Linked DNA regions of Mus musculus: region 1 is linked to region 2. The links are chromatin contacts, found by Hi-C or POLR2A ChIA-PET in ENCODE. All regions are on one chromosome and are shown on one strand. Each heading gives the region's core, a stretch centred on a gene start or an enhancer-like site at or near the end of the contact. The rest is flanking DNA. Distances are from core to core; before and after follow the strand shown.

Evidence for each region. Hi-C counts contacts between places; a loop is a spot of excess contacts on that map. ChIA-PET counts read pairs that join two places held with the same protein, here RNA polymerase II (POLR2A).
Region 1: a map of adrenal gland shows a loop between it and region 2 (2.6-fold over the local background). The contact joins the promoter of Tuft1 here to the enhancer-like site in region 2. A Hi-C loop is called at or near these places in 3 of 37 maps with a recorded cell type or tissue (T-helper 1 cell, T-helper 17 cell and adrenal gland). POLR2A ChIA-PET finds 5 or more read pairs at or near these places in 1 of 5 experiments (embryonic stem cell).

Annotation. Positions count from the first base shown.
Region 1 is chr3:94,656,413-94,662,798 of GRCm38, reverse strand. Tuft1 (tuftelin 1) reads left to right here and starts at 3,927. Exons shown (of 13, transcript NM_011656.3): 1 at 3,927-4,074. The coding sequence starts at 4,015. It also overlaps the pseudogene BC021767.
Region 2 is chr3:94,617,790-94,623,846 of GRCm38, reverse strand. Tuft1 (tuftelin 1) reads left to right here. Exons shown (of 13, transcript NM_011656.3): 8 at 1,031-1,159; 9 at 1,702-1,796. Among named protein-coding and RNA genes, the nearest start is that of Tuft1, 38 kb to the left of the region's middle. Within about 2 kb of position 1,931, at least 1 of the 3 ENCODE cell types and tissues checked has a DNase peak (open chromatin) inside an H3K27ac peak, as active enhancers do.

The DNA.
Region 1 (6,386 bases), core at 2,678-5,177, 37 kb before region 2:
GGCAAAGTCTCAAAAAAATTTTGGAATTTGCCAAATAGCCAAATAGGTTAAGGTTGTCTGGCTGGCTAGTGTACCCTAGGGAGATTGAACTTAGATTCTATGCTTGCATGGCACACATTTCATTGTCTGCACTATCTTCTCAGCTCCCTAACCCTTCTCAGAAATTTCCCTGAGATTGGAGAATTTACACAAGGTTACAGTGCGAGTTGGGGAGGTGGGAGAGTATATGGATTGTCTGAGAGTCATTGCAAGGGAGGTCCCATCCCTTGGTAGTTGATGCTTTTGTAATGTGCGGACATGGTACTCTGCTTAGCTAACCCTGAGGGTGAAGGCTTTGAAGCGGCAGGTGGATGAAGCAGAAGAGGAAATTGAGCGGCTGGACAGCCTGAGGAAGAAGGCACAGCGGGAACTGGAGGAACAGCATGAGGTCAATGAACAGCTCCAAGCCCGGATCAAATCCTTGGAAAAGGATGCCTGGTATGATATGGCAGCCCTTCTGTACCCCCTTCTGCACCGCGCTCTTGGGGAGTAGGGAGTGGTCCCTCCCAAGCTGGGGAAATATGTAGTACCTTATCCTGCCTAGAAGTCAGTATGGTTAGTTCTTAGTATCTTAGCCTCTGTCCTTCACTTTATCTTCCTAGGTCCCTGACTAGCAGGAGACCATGTGAGTAGTATTAGGTCTTAGAAGAATGACTTCTTTAGTACGAAAGTGTGATTGTCTCAGTCTGTTCCTTTTCTCTCTGACTCAGGCGGAAAGCTTCCCGCTCAGCTGCTGAGTCAGCCCTCAAACAAGAGGGGCTGAGCTCTGATGAGGAGTTTGACAACGTCTACGACCCCTCATCCATTGCATCACTGCTTACTGAGAGCAACCTGCAGACTAGCTCATGTTAGCTCAGGCTCTGCTCAGGACCACAAACGGGCTTGTGGTCAAGCCTATCCCAGCCAGCCCTGCTCTGCTCTGCTCTGTCTTGCCTGCTTCGGAGTCTTTTTTTTTTTTTTTTTTTTTTCTACAAGTGATCCAATTCAGACTTAAGACTGGTACGGGTCAGAGTGATGGTGATAAACATTGGCAATGAGCGGATGGGTGCACTTGTTCTTTTCACTGGAGGAGTGGGTGTTTAGTCCTGCTGAGTCAGTCCTTCCTATAGGACCTCTCCATCATCCCTTACAGTGGGACTAATGGTCAGAATATACACTGACTGGAACTGTGAAGGACAGGAAGGGATGGATATTGCCATGTATGTAAAGCTTTATTTCTTTAATATTTAACCATATGGCTCAGGGAAATACCCAATGTTGTTCTGCTCCCTGGATCCCCACAACTGTTTTCCCTCCCACTCTGGAGCAGGGAGGGAACATTATGGGTAATGGACATGCAGGCGTGGCGCTACCCACTTCTCAGATACTTCTTTTTGCACAGTCATTGGTCCTAGCATCTCTTCAGTTGCAATATTTTTGTTTTCCCCCAGTCACTGGGTCCAGGAGATCGTGTGTCTTTCTTTTCCATCCCTGCCTTGCTGCTTTACTCTCAGTGCCTTACCAGTGTGAGATGGATGAGGATGCTATTCTTGCCTTTTATAAACCTGCACATTCATACCTCTCCAAAGACCAGCCTTTCCTCATTGGGGGCCCTCAGCCTGTCCTCCTACCCCAGTGACTGAGCAGCTACAGGCTGCTCTGCCAAGCAGCCCCTGGGAGAAGGGCTTTGAAAGGCCTGGTAAGGTGGTGGGGACTGGTTCTGCCCAGGGTTTCCATCTTCCTTGCCCTCTGTGACTGAGGATGCTACCATAAGGTGGTTGTACCTGGGAACCATGGCAACTGTTGATACAGGTTCTAAAGTTCAAACATCTAGTCCCTGTGGCCTCCTTATGGCTTCTCGGATGTGCCCAGCTTCTGTGGGAACCAACAGATCCTTGCTTTTCTCAAGAAGTGGGCCCTGTTTCAGAGCCTCGCCTGGGGTTGGAAGCTGACTCTCAGTAGAGATGGGAAGGGGTCATGGAGAATATATTCCTCCTTTGAGTTTTGGGGCATGCCAAGCTCTTGTGGGTGAAGGTAATGGGGATGGTTTGCCTCTTATCTCCAAAGTAAGTTCTGGTCTCATCAATGACTTCTATATCATGATTTAAAAGAAGATATTCTGCAGATCAGATATTTTCTCCCAATCCAGCCTTGGTTTAATTTTAAATTAAATATTAAAAATGGCATATCTATATGAAATTCTTGTCTTCATTTTTCTGGTTAATTTGAAGGCCTACTCCAAAAGTTTTTTTTTCTTTTCTCTCTTTTTTTTAACGTGTGTGTGTGTGTGTGTGTGTGTGTGTGTGTGTGTGTACACATGTGAATACTACATTTGTAGAGGTCAGAAAACAACTTTTGAGATAGAACATCTTTTCTCATTTTCCACAGTGTGAATCCTGGGATTGAACACAAGTGGTCAGGAGGCTTGGCCACAGGCACCTTTCCCTGCCAAGTAGATCCTATTCCAAGAGTCCTTGAAACTGTACATTAAAATGAGGCTTTAGCTCATTTTTTAGAGGTCTCTTGTGGCTGATCAGGCATCTAGGAAACAGACTACTTGTAGTAGAACCATCCTGTCCTAAGAAGCTCTGGGAATAGCTTATACAGAGTGCTGTATGAGTTACTTGTCTGCTGCTGTAATAGAAAACAACAGTCAAGACAGGTTAAATAAAGAGGTGTGTATTTGAGCCTACAGTTCCAGAGGGGTAAGAGGTCATCGCCATCATGGTAGAAAGGTGATAGCTGAGATCTCAAACCACAAGCAGGAAGCAGAGAGCAAAGTAGGAATGGTGGGAGTCTTTGAACTCTCAAAGCCTGCCCCAGTGACTTGGTTGTCCAGCGAAACTACATTTCCGCAATCCCCCAATTAGTACCTCCAACTGGAAACCAGGTATTCAAATGACCGAGCCTGGTGGGGGGGGGGGGGGCTTTCCCAGTCAAAGAACCACAAATGCCTTTTTTGAGGATAGAGAAAGGACCAGAATTGAGTTTTTCTCCTATTCTGGTCACTGATGTCCCTAGTGATTATCTTCCAGGTATAGACAGAGCTTTGTATCCATTCATCACTGGCAAGTGACTCAGAGTCCAGTCTAGTCCCCGCCCACCTCGTTTCCCCACACCCACCCTAACACTTTAAGGACCTAGATGTTCACCAAAACGAATTGCTACCTCTAGTGGTACTGCCTATTCAATCGGATTAGACCTTACACACCGCGCCTGCTGTCCCTGTGACCATCACACAGTGAGATAGCCTTCTACCAGAGGTCAGCCCTCAAGATCCCAGCCTAAGCTTGGGAAGCAACTGCCTTTGGTGCCACTAAGACTCTTTCTCTAGGGTGCAAATTCCTTTTAAGGTCATGTGTCCCGCCTCTCCCTACCATATAAGTCTAGTTTCTGCAAAGCAAGCCCCACCCAGAGCTTAGCTGGCTTTGACTTCGACCTGGGCTACTTGCCAGGAAAAAGCACCTGCCAGACTGGCTTAGACTAGTCCGAGTGAGCTGGTCTTTGGTGCCTGCCTTTCTACCTGTGTGGTAGAACTCTGAGGAAAGATGTACTCAGCTCTAAAAAGCCTACAGGCTGGCTTACATTTCAGGAAAGACCACAGAAGCTTGTGCAAGCCCCAACTCAGACGACCAGACCGATTCTTTCCCGCACCGAACCTGGAAAACTGAAAGGAAAAAGACCAATGAGATACCACAAGATACCTTGTCGTACCCTTAGTAAAATTCCTAAGCGGTCACCCGACCTTCACTCCCAAGCCTCACCTTTACGTAAATCGTCCATAGCACGGGTAGGCGAGTCCTGAAGCCTCTTGGCACCGCCCACCTCTCGCTTCCGCTCTACCTCATTGATAAATACCGCCCTGGGCGTGGCCCATCTTCAGCCCCGCCCCCGACGCGCCTATACTAGGGGGCGGTTCCGCGCGCGCACCCGCCTGCCGGCCTAGTTTCCCCGGGACCTCGGAGTTGAGGAAGCTCATACGACCTCCGCGTGAAGATGAACGGGACGCGGAACTGGTGTACCTTGGTGGACGTGCACCCGGAGAGCCAGACCGCGGTAGGTCGTCACCTTCACCCCGCCTTCCCACTCAGGCACAGTGGCTTTCCAGCTCCGCCGCTCGCGTGCCTCAGGCTCAGGTAGCCCATTTCACCTGACGCCGGGCTCAGTGCGGTCAGCCCCGCGTCGCTCCGTGGGCTTTTTCCTTTGCCCTGTGGCGGACTGTGGAGTGGGAAGCACAGGACGAAACACTGGCAGCTCCAGGGCTGGGGAGGTCCTGTCCTTGGCGCGGACACTGTAGCCCCGGCTCGGGCATGGGGCGCGTTACTCAGGCGTCTCGTGGGCAGCTAGATTGGGTCGTGGAAGACGCTCGAGGGACCGGATCCCTGCGCTGTTTCGGACGTTGCGCCGGCCCAGGTGGGTTACGCCTTTTCGCGTTTCCCGATGGCCTCAGAACCCCTTCAAAGACTTCTGTGATGGCGATCCTTTTACTAGGAAAGGGGGCAGAGGGTCGAATCCTAGGAGAGAGGGGAGAGCATGAGTGGGCGGGATAGGTCTCAGACAACTACGGAATTGGTACCAGATTCTACCTTTCGCCCAGAGGATTTATGGAGCTCTCCGCTCGACGGTCACCTCTTTTGGATTTCTCCTTTTTTTTTTTTTTTAAATCTTGCTTTTCTGGTCCCCAACCCCCTTTCAGCCAGCCAGTAGCTTCCTTGGTTTTGCTTTCATGTCCAGATGCCAAGTCCCTGTAGGGGAATAAGGGGATGCTGCGGAACTCCAGTGGAGAACTGAACCCACCTGGAGTGGGTTAGGGAGAGAGAGGGGGCATTCTCCAGTGCAATCCAGTCTGCCCTGCTCCCTTTATGCCCTCCTCACTCCCTCACTCCCTTTATGCCACCCTCAACTGACCACATATTTTTTTTTCTCTCCAGAGGGAAAGGCCTGTAATTTGATGCTGCATGTTTCTAGTCGTTGCTGGGGGATCCAAATACTCCATAGATCTGTGCTAATTAATTTATTTCCAAGTTGTTGTGGAGAATGAAATGAGAGCCAAAGTGATGGGGAGTTTGCGCCCCCACCCCCCCCATCTGATTCCTATGCGCCTGCCTGTCTCAGCATGTCCTTGAGGCAAAGCTAACCCAGCTACAGCTGGATTATGGCTCTTCAAAGAATTGTTGTAGAATGGGTGCTCATTTGAAGTTCAGAGTACAGCTGATCATTGAAGTCTGTTCACTGTCTCCTTCGACATTTTTGCCTAGAAATATGGAGGTTTCTTTCACATTACAAGTTTTGACATTGCCCAAAGCCCAGCCCACCCCCCAGCCTACCCCAGGTAAGAGAGGTTGACCAAATCAGATAAACAAAACCAAAGTCCAGCCAACAACTAGTCATATCCTATTGTCCCAGCCTCAAGTGCTCCATGCTCTTGGTGCTTTGGAATGGTTGAGTCAGGGAAAGAACATGGAATGAATAAAAGGGGTCATGGGCTTTAAAAAAAAAGAAAGAGGAAGAAGAATCATTTATTGTATTTTTATGCATACACTGTAGCTGTCCTCAAACACATCAGAAGAAGGCGTCAGATCCCATTACATATGGTTGTAAGCCACCATGTGTTTGCTGGGAATTGAACTCAGAACCTCTGGAAGAGCAGACAGTTCTCTTAACCACTGAGCCATCTCTCTAGACCCATGAGCTTCTTTTAGACGTAGAAAAAAGACCCACCTCATATAGAAGAAGGATCTTTAAAACCACAATCCTGGCAGTACAGAGAAGGATATGTCACCCGTTGCTGTCCCTTGATGCTTTTCTTTCTTGTTTGTTGGGACAGAAAGCAGAGGTAGAAAATAGCAATATGTCAGAGGGGAGACAGACTAGACTTGTGACTTATTTTATGGCTGGGCGGTGGTGGCGCACACCTTTAATCCCAGCACTTGGGAGGCAGAGGCAGGTGGATTTCTGAGTTTGAGGCCAGCCTGGTCTACAGAGTGAGTTCCAGGACAGCCAAGGCTACACAGAGAAACCATGTCTTGGGAAAAAAACAAAAGAGGGAGATAGAGAGACTTATTTTATTATAAAGCCAGGAGTGAAATAACCCTTGCCTGGTTTACTCTTGGAGACATTCCTGGGCTCATGAGGAAGGGCAGAGAGTAAACAATCAGTCAGTCAGGAGGCAGGCTTTGTCCTGGATTCTTCTCCTCTGAGCCAACCTGTAAATAAAATTTATGGCTCTGGACAGTCCCTGGGAACCTGTCATGTCGTCAGTCATGTACTCATACCATTGAGCATGCTCAGTGAGGGTGCAAAAGCTGTGAGCAAGGAAACGATTCAACTGATTTATGTGGTGCTGGGAGTTGAACCCAGGTCTTTGG
Region 2 (6,057 bases), core at 682-3,181:
AAGGGCAAGATTGATAATTATAATAAATATTGCCTGTCATTAAGCTTGGGTTCCTGTCCTGCTGGCTGCCTGCTGTCAGGAGGGATTTGCAGTGAATTTGCTTGGCTAGGGCAGCTGTGTTATGTGGACAGGTCCCATCATAATATTTTCCGCATCAAGCTTTTTCTACCCTGATTCTGAGACTGGGAATAACCAGACAACCTGGCTGCTTTCTGTCATCCAGGCCTTCCAGAGCTTATCTGGATTCTCTCTTACCAAGTGATGAGGTGTCTGGGGTGGGTGGGAAGCAGAGAAGTGGACGGCGACATACCCTGGAGGGAGCATGGGCCTGCCATTGCCTAGCTTTATTTGTGATGGGGAGAAATGGACTGAACGAGCACCAGTTCCACCAAGACCTGTATGCAAGGAACTTTGTGGCTCTTTGAAGGTGTGGAAGAAACCAAGACCTGTCTGCCATGAACTTGCACTGAGCTCACGAGTGCACTGAATCTGAGAAGAACTTTCCCAGGGCTAGGAGGGTGCTTAGGTGGGATATCTGTGGACCTGAAGGATAAGCAGGCATTGGTGAGATGAGAGCAGAGGAAACAAGGCAAGGTCTTTCTTTACTCTCATTCTAACAACTGGGAACCCTTCTGTTCGTTCCAGTGTGGTTTCTAGGCTGCTTAAGGACAGACACTGCCTGCTGCAGCACCTTGTGCAGGCACTGGGTTGGCCTTGGCATGGAGGTGGCCATACCAAGGGAAGTGGAAAGATAGGAGTGTGTCTCTTAGGTTATTTGCTTCTGACCAGCAAGGAAGCCACAGCATTGGGTTAAGCTTGTCAGCCCTGGAAGGGTCGTGGAGGTGTTCTAAGATATCAACCAGGGGGTCTTGATGACCCGTGTGCCAGTTGACTTTGGAGATGAACTTAGTCTGTGAGGGGCCAGTTAGTCTCCATAGCAGTCCTGATGGGCCCCTCCAGGTTCCCCTTGAAGGTTTATTGATGTTTGCCTTTTCCCTTTCACCATTGAACACACCCTTCTATGTTGTAGGTCACACTCAGCCGTTATCAGCGAGAAGCAGAACAGAGTAATGTGGCCCTTCAGAGAGAGGAGGACAGAGTGGAGCAGAAAGCGGCAGAAATCGAGGAGCTACAGAGGCGCTTGCTGGGGATGGAGGCGGTAATGGTGATGTTCTACCTTCAGAGTCTAGCCCTGGGGCAGGAAGGGACCCAAGGCGTCTTTCCCTAATATCCCCAAAAGCATCCCTTTCTAGCAGCCTCGCACATCCATTCTGATACCGTGCAGCGTTTTAGGAATGGAGGGTCTGTCATCCAGCCTTAGCCTCCTTCTGCTGCAGGTGAGACTATTCCCGCCTTAGACGTGTTCTTACATAGATGCCCCTTTGGGTTTCTGAAGACTTCCGAGTCGCCAGTCATTCCACGTGTTTCATCCAGGATTGGCCAGAGGTGGCAGGTGGGCTTGCACAATGCAGGGCCAAGTTCTCCCTCGGGCAGCTGGGTGAGGCTGGGAAATTTCTGTATGCTGAGAGTGGGAAGGGCTATTCCCTGACAGGGGAGGCCGCCCATCAAACCAGCCTGGCCTGCTGTTCTTTGGCAACCGTCCCAGGCCCAGTAGCAGCCAAACCCCTGTTCAGGTACCCATTTCACCCCAAGGTGTTGATGTCTGTTCTTGCTACAGACCTTTTCTTTTGTCCCACCCAGGAGCATCAGGCCTTACTGGTGAAAGTCAGGGAAGGAGAGATGGCCCTAGAAGAGCTTCGGATCAAGAACGCTGACTGTCAAACAGAAAGAGAAAAGTAAGGGCCCTTGTTCACTGTAGAGCTGAGTGTAGGGAAGAGAGGGCGGGCTGTGAGCTCCCTGGAAGGAAGCTGCTGATGATGTCAGATCTTCCACTTCTAACTCAGTGTGCTTGTGGAGGGTGGAGCCCCACCCAGCCAGAGACTCTTCAGAGGGCTGCCTTCTTCAGGGAGTTCATTTAACAAGGGGGCTGTTAGCATTCTGTCTAAACTTCACCCCACAGTTACCTGGCAACAACCAGGTAGGCCTGGCCCACTATAAAGGGGGCTGCTTGCCCCCTCCTCCCTCTCTTGCCTTTTGCTTGTTCTTGCTTCCCTCCTGCCCTCTTGGGCTCTTTCCTTCCCCCTCTCTCCACATGGCCATGGCCTGCCACTACTTCTCTTCTGCCTTTCTCTGCCTCTACTAGCCTCTTAACTCCCCTCCCTATGCCCTGAATAAACTCTGTTCTATGTGGCTGGTCCCTCAGGGGGAAGGGATGCCTTGGCATGGGCCTGCTGAGACATCCCCTTCCCCGACACCTCACCACACTCCCATAGAAGACACTCCCTATCTCTTTATCTTTTAATGAACACATCATGGGCAAAGACCTAAAGAAAAGGATTTATTAGGTCAGGTAGAGTCAAGGGAGCATGGGCTGTCACGGCTCTCAGTGAAGGAGGTTTTGCTGGACGTGTCACTCCGTTTCTTACTCCTAAAGCAGCAACACTAGAAGTTCTTGAAGTCATTTAATCTCTCCAGTCTTTTGGAGACAGAGTCTAGAGCTCTATGAGGACTTTCTCTTGCTCCAAGCAGTTCAGATAGAAACCAAGAACTACCTGCTGAGCATATTGACCTACTAAGTTAGAGGGTTTGGCAAATCTCCTCTGAGGAGAGGGGATCAGAGGCTCCAGATCAGTGGGTTCCTCAGAGCAGAGACTGCCTCCTGAAAGTTCAGGACCAAACAAGACGTTTACAGGGCATGGTGGCACATGCCTATAATCCCAGCCCTTAGAAGGCTGAGGCAGGAGGATTGCTATGAGTTCAGGGCCAGCTTGTACTACAGAGTGAAACTGATTACCATCTTTCTGGATGCAGTAGTGGTAGTCTGTACCTATTATTCCAGGGTCTCAGGGGACAGAGGAAGGACCATAAGACCCAGTCCAGCCTGTGCAACTTAACACAGTTTGGCTCAAAAGTAAAGAACAACAGTTTAATCTCAGTAAGCCATTGTGGGTCTGATCATCATTGTACCAGCGATCTTTTTCACAGTCAGTAGACATCCCCTGAAGGGCCAGGATCAACAAACCAGTCTGCCACTGCTCCTCTGTCTCCAGAGAATGTTTCCTCTTCTTTAGGACAACCCAGGTTTGACCTTCCCGGCATGGAAAGTGCAGCATCTTTTTATTCTAGCCTCCTTTCTAGTTTGACGTCATATCTGAGTAACTTTAAATGAACAGTTGGAGCTGGAAGTGGTGGCTCACGCCTTTAATCCCAGCACCCAGGAGATAGATGCAGGTGAATGATCTCTATGAATTTTAGGCCAACCTGGTCTACAGGCAAGATCTAGGCCATTCAGGGCTACAGAGTGAGACCCTGCCCCAAAGGAAAAAAACAAACAAACCGAAAACCAGGAAATTGTAAATTATCTCTTTACTGAATATCTGAAGTCTTATTTTGTTGCCATTGGTCCCCCAGAGTATCCTAAACACTGAAGCGTAAGGGAGAATGCACACTCGAAGGACATGTGCAAATGCTAGTGAGGGACGGCAGCACTCGGGGGCTCTAATCGAATGATGCTTGGTGCTGAGGGATGGCTGCATTCAGACCTCTTCCTCTGTGTGGGAGGGACTGAGGGCAGAGCCAAGAAGAAGAGCAAGAGAAACAAAAGATGAGATGATCCCAAACGAATGCTCTGGAATAGCATTTGACCACCACTCACCTCGTGTGGAGAACTGAGGGCGGGATTTAGAGTGTTCAGGAAGGATGTTGGGGCATCGGTGCATTGTGACCACCTCACCCTCAGTACTACCCATGTTTGGTTTTGTTTTGAGACAGGGTTTCTCTGTGTAGCTCTGGCTGTCCTGGAACTTGCTCTGTAGACCAGGCTGGCCTCAAACTCACAGATCTGTCTGCCTCTGCCTCCCGAGTGCTGGAATTATTGGTGTGCAACACTATTGCCTGGGTACCACTCATTTGCTAACAGCGTGCACTTGTTGATATCTTTAGGCAGAACTGAGAATAAGCAGTGCCCGTGGCTTTTCAGGAATCTCTGGACATTCTCAAGGGTGACTAGGGAAATTACTCTCTGCTCACAGCATCATGACATCAAGCAACCTTCTGTTTCTCTCCAGACACTGACTGTGGGTCTCGCAGTCTAATTCAAGTCTGATATTGTCCAGACTTACTGTGGACCCCTCATGTCAAGGGTTCAATTCTACCCCCACTTTAGCTGACAATCAAAATTAGTGTGCTCAAGGATAACCATACCCCTTTCTCATTTGTGAGTGTGTGTGGGTGTGTGGTTCTACCCAGTTGCTTCCTTAGGTTCAAGAGTTTGTTGCAGTGGCTCATGGAACTGATGAAACAATATTATAGGTTCTTAAAGGATCAGGTGAACAGTAGGTGAAGTGGTGTGTAGGGTGAAGTCCAGAGGGGACGGCGCTGCTGTCTCCAAACAGTGGGTGTATGCTGTTGATGTGTGTATGCACTTCTCGACCTGACAGGTCTTTGAACCTTTTGTTCAGGATTTGGAGAATGTTTCAATGTGCAGGCACAGTTGGTTTCTCCCCCAGAGGTTGAGAGGGGTTGAAGGATATAAGGTTTTAACTAGCTTCTGTCCTGCAGCTGTCTGCACACCCTAGCCAGCACTCACTTCCTCCGTGTACTTTAAGGCCTCCTTAGTCCTTCTGAAGATTCTAAACCCAAGACCAAATACTATATAGTAAAACATGTCTCCATCACCCCTGAGCTTGGAAGTCTATAAGGGGTTGAGGAATTCTCTGTTAAGAATTAAGGACAGGAAAAAAAAAAAAAGCCAGGTGTGGTGGTGCACGCCTTTAATCCCAGCACTCAGGAGGCAGAGGCAGGCAGATTTCTGAGTTCGAGGCCAGCCTGGTCTACAAAGTGAGTTCCAGGTCAGCCAGGGATATACAGAGAAACCCTGTCTCGAAAAACCAAAAAAAAAAAAAAAAAAAAAAAAAGAATTAAGGACAGAAGGGCTGAAGAGATGGTTCAAAAGTTAAGAGCATTGGCTACACTTCTAGAAGACCTAAGTTCAATTCCCAGCAATCATGTGGCAGCTCACAATTGTCTGTAACTCTAGTTCCAGGGGATCCAACAAACACACATATAGGCAAAACATCAATGCACATAGAATAAAAATAATTTAAAAAAAGACAGAAAACAGATATTTCTTATTGGGGATCTTGGCTTTGTTTGCTTCCTACTTAAATCTTTGAAGTAATCAGAAACTTATAACTCACAAGGCAGCCAACTTCCTCCTTTAAAGAAAAAGTTTTATTTATTTTATGGATATGAGTGCTCTATCTGTATGCATACCTACATACAAGGAGAGGGCATCAGTGTCCTGACCAGCAGGACCCAGTTATTCGTGGGTACGAAGGGAACCACAAACCTGCAAGAGAAACGGGCAGGGGAAAAAAGAGAGAGACCAAGGAGGATTCCTGTCAAGGTCTAAGTTTATTAGGCTGAAAAAGCCAGGTTATAAGCACACAGTGAGGGGAAATAGGGAGGGGCTGAGGGGGAATTAACAAAGAACAAAGAAGTAGGTATCTGGGGACATGAAGGCTGAATTCTGACTACGGGCGGGAGGCACCCTGAGTCTTATCTCAGGAATGTAGATTCCTCCTTAACAGCCCAGGGTGTCAAGTTGGGCTCAGCACATAACTCAGGTCCTTAGAAGTCTTGGGAGTCTTCTCCCAAGAGATAAGGAAGAGGGGACTATAATTCAAACTTTTAGGGTCTTAGGTGCCAGGAAGGGATAGGGAGGAGGTGACTGGCTCCTAACACAAGGCCATTTGGCTATTAGGGTGGGAAACTGCGAAAGGCTTACTTTCTCACGGTATGGTCTCTAACACATCAGATCATATTATTGATGGTTGTGATCCACCATGTGGTTGCTGGGAATTGAACTCAATGACCTCTGGAAAAGCACACAGTGCTCTTAACCTCTGAGTCATCTGTCTAGCCCTCTCCTGAAAAACTTTAATAATAATGTTAATATTAAAAAAGAAAGAGGGGCTGGAAAGATGGCTCAGCGGT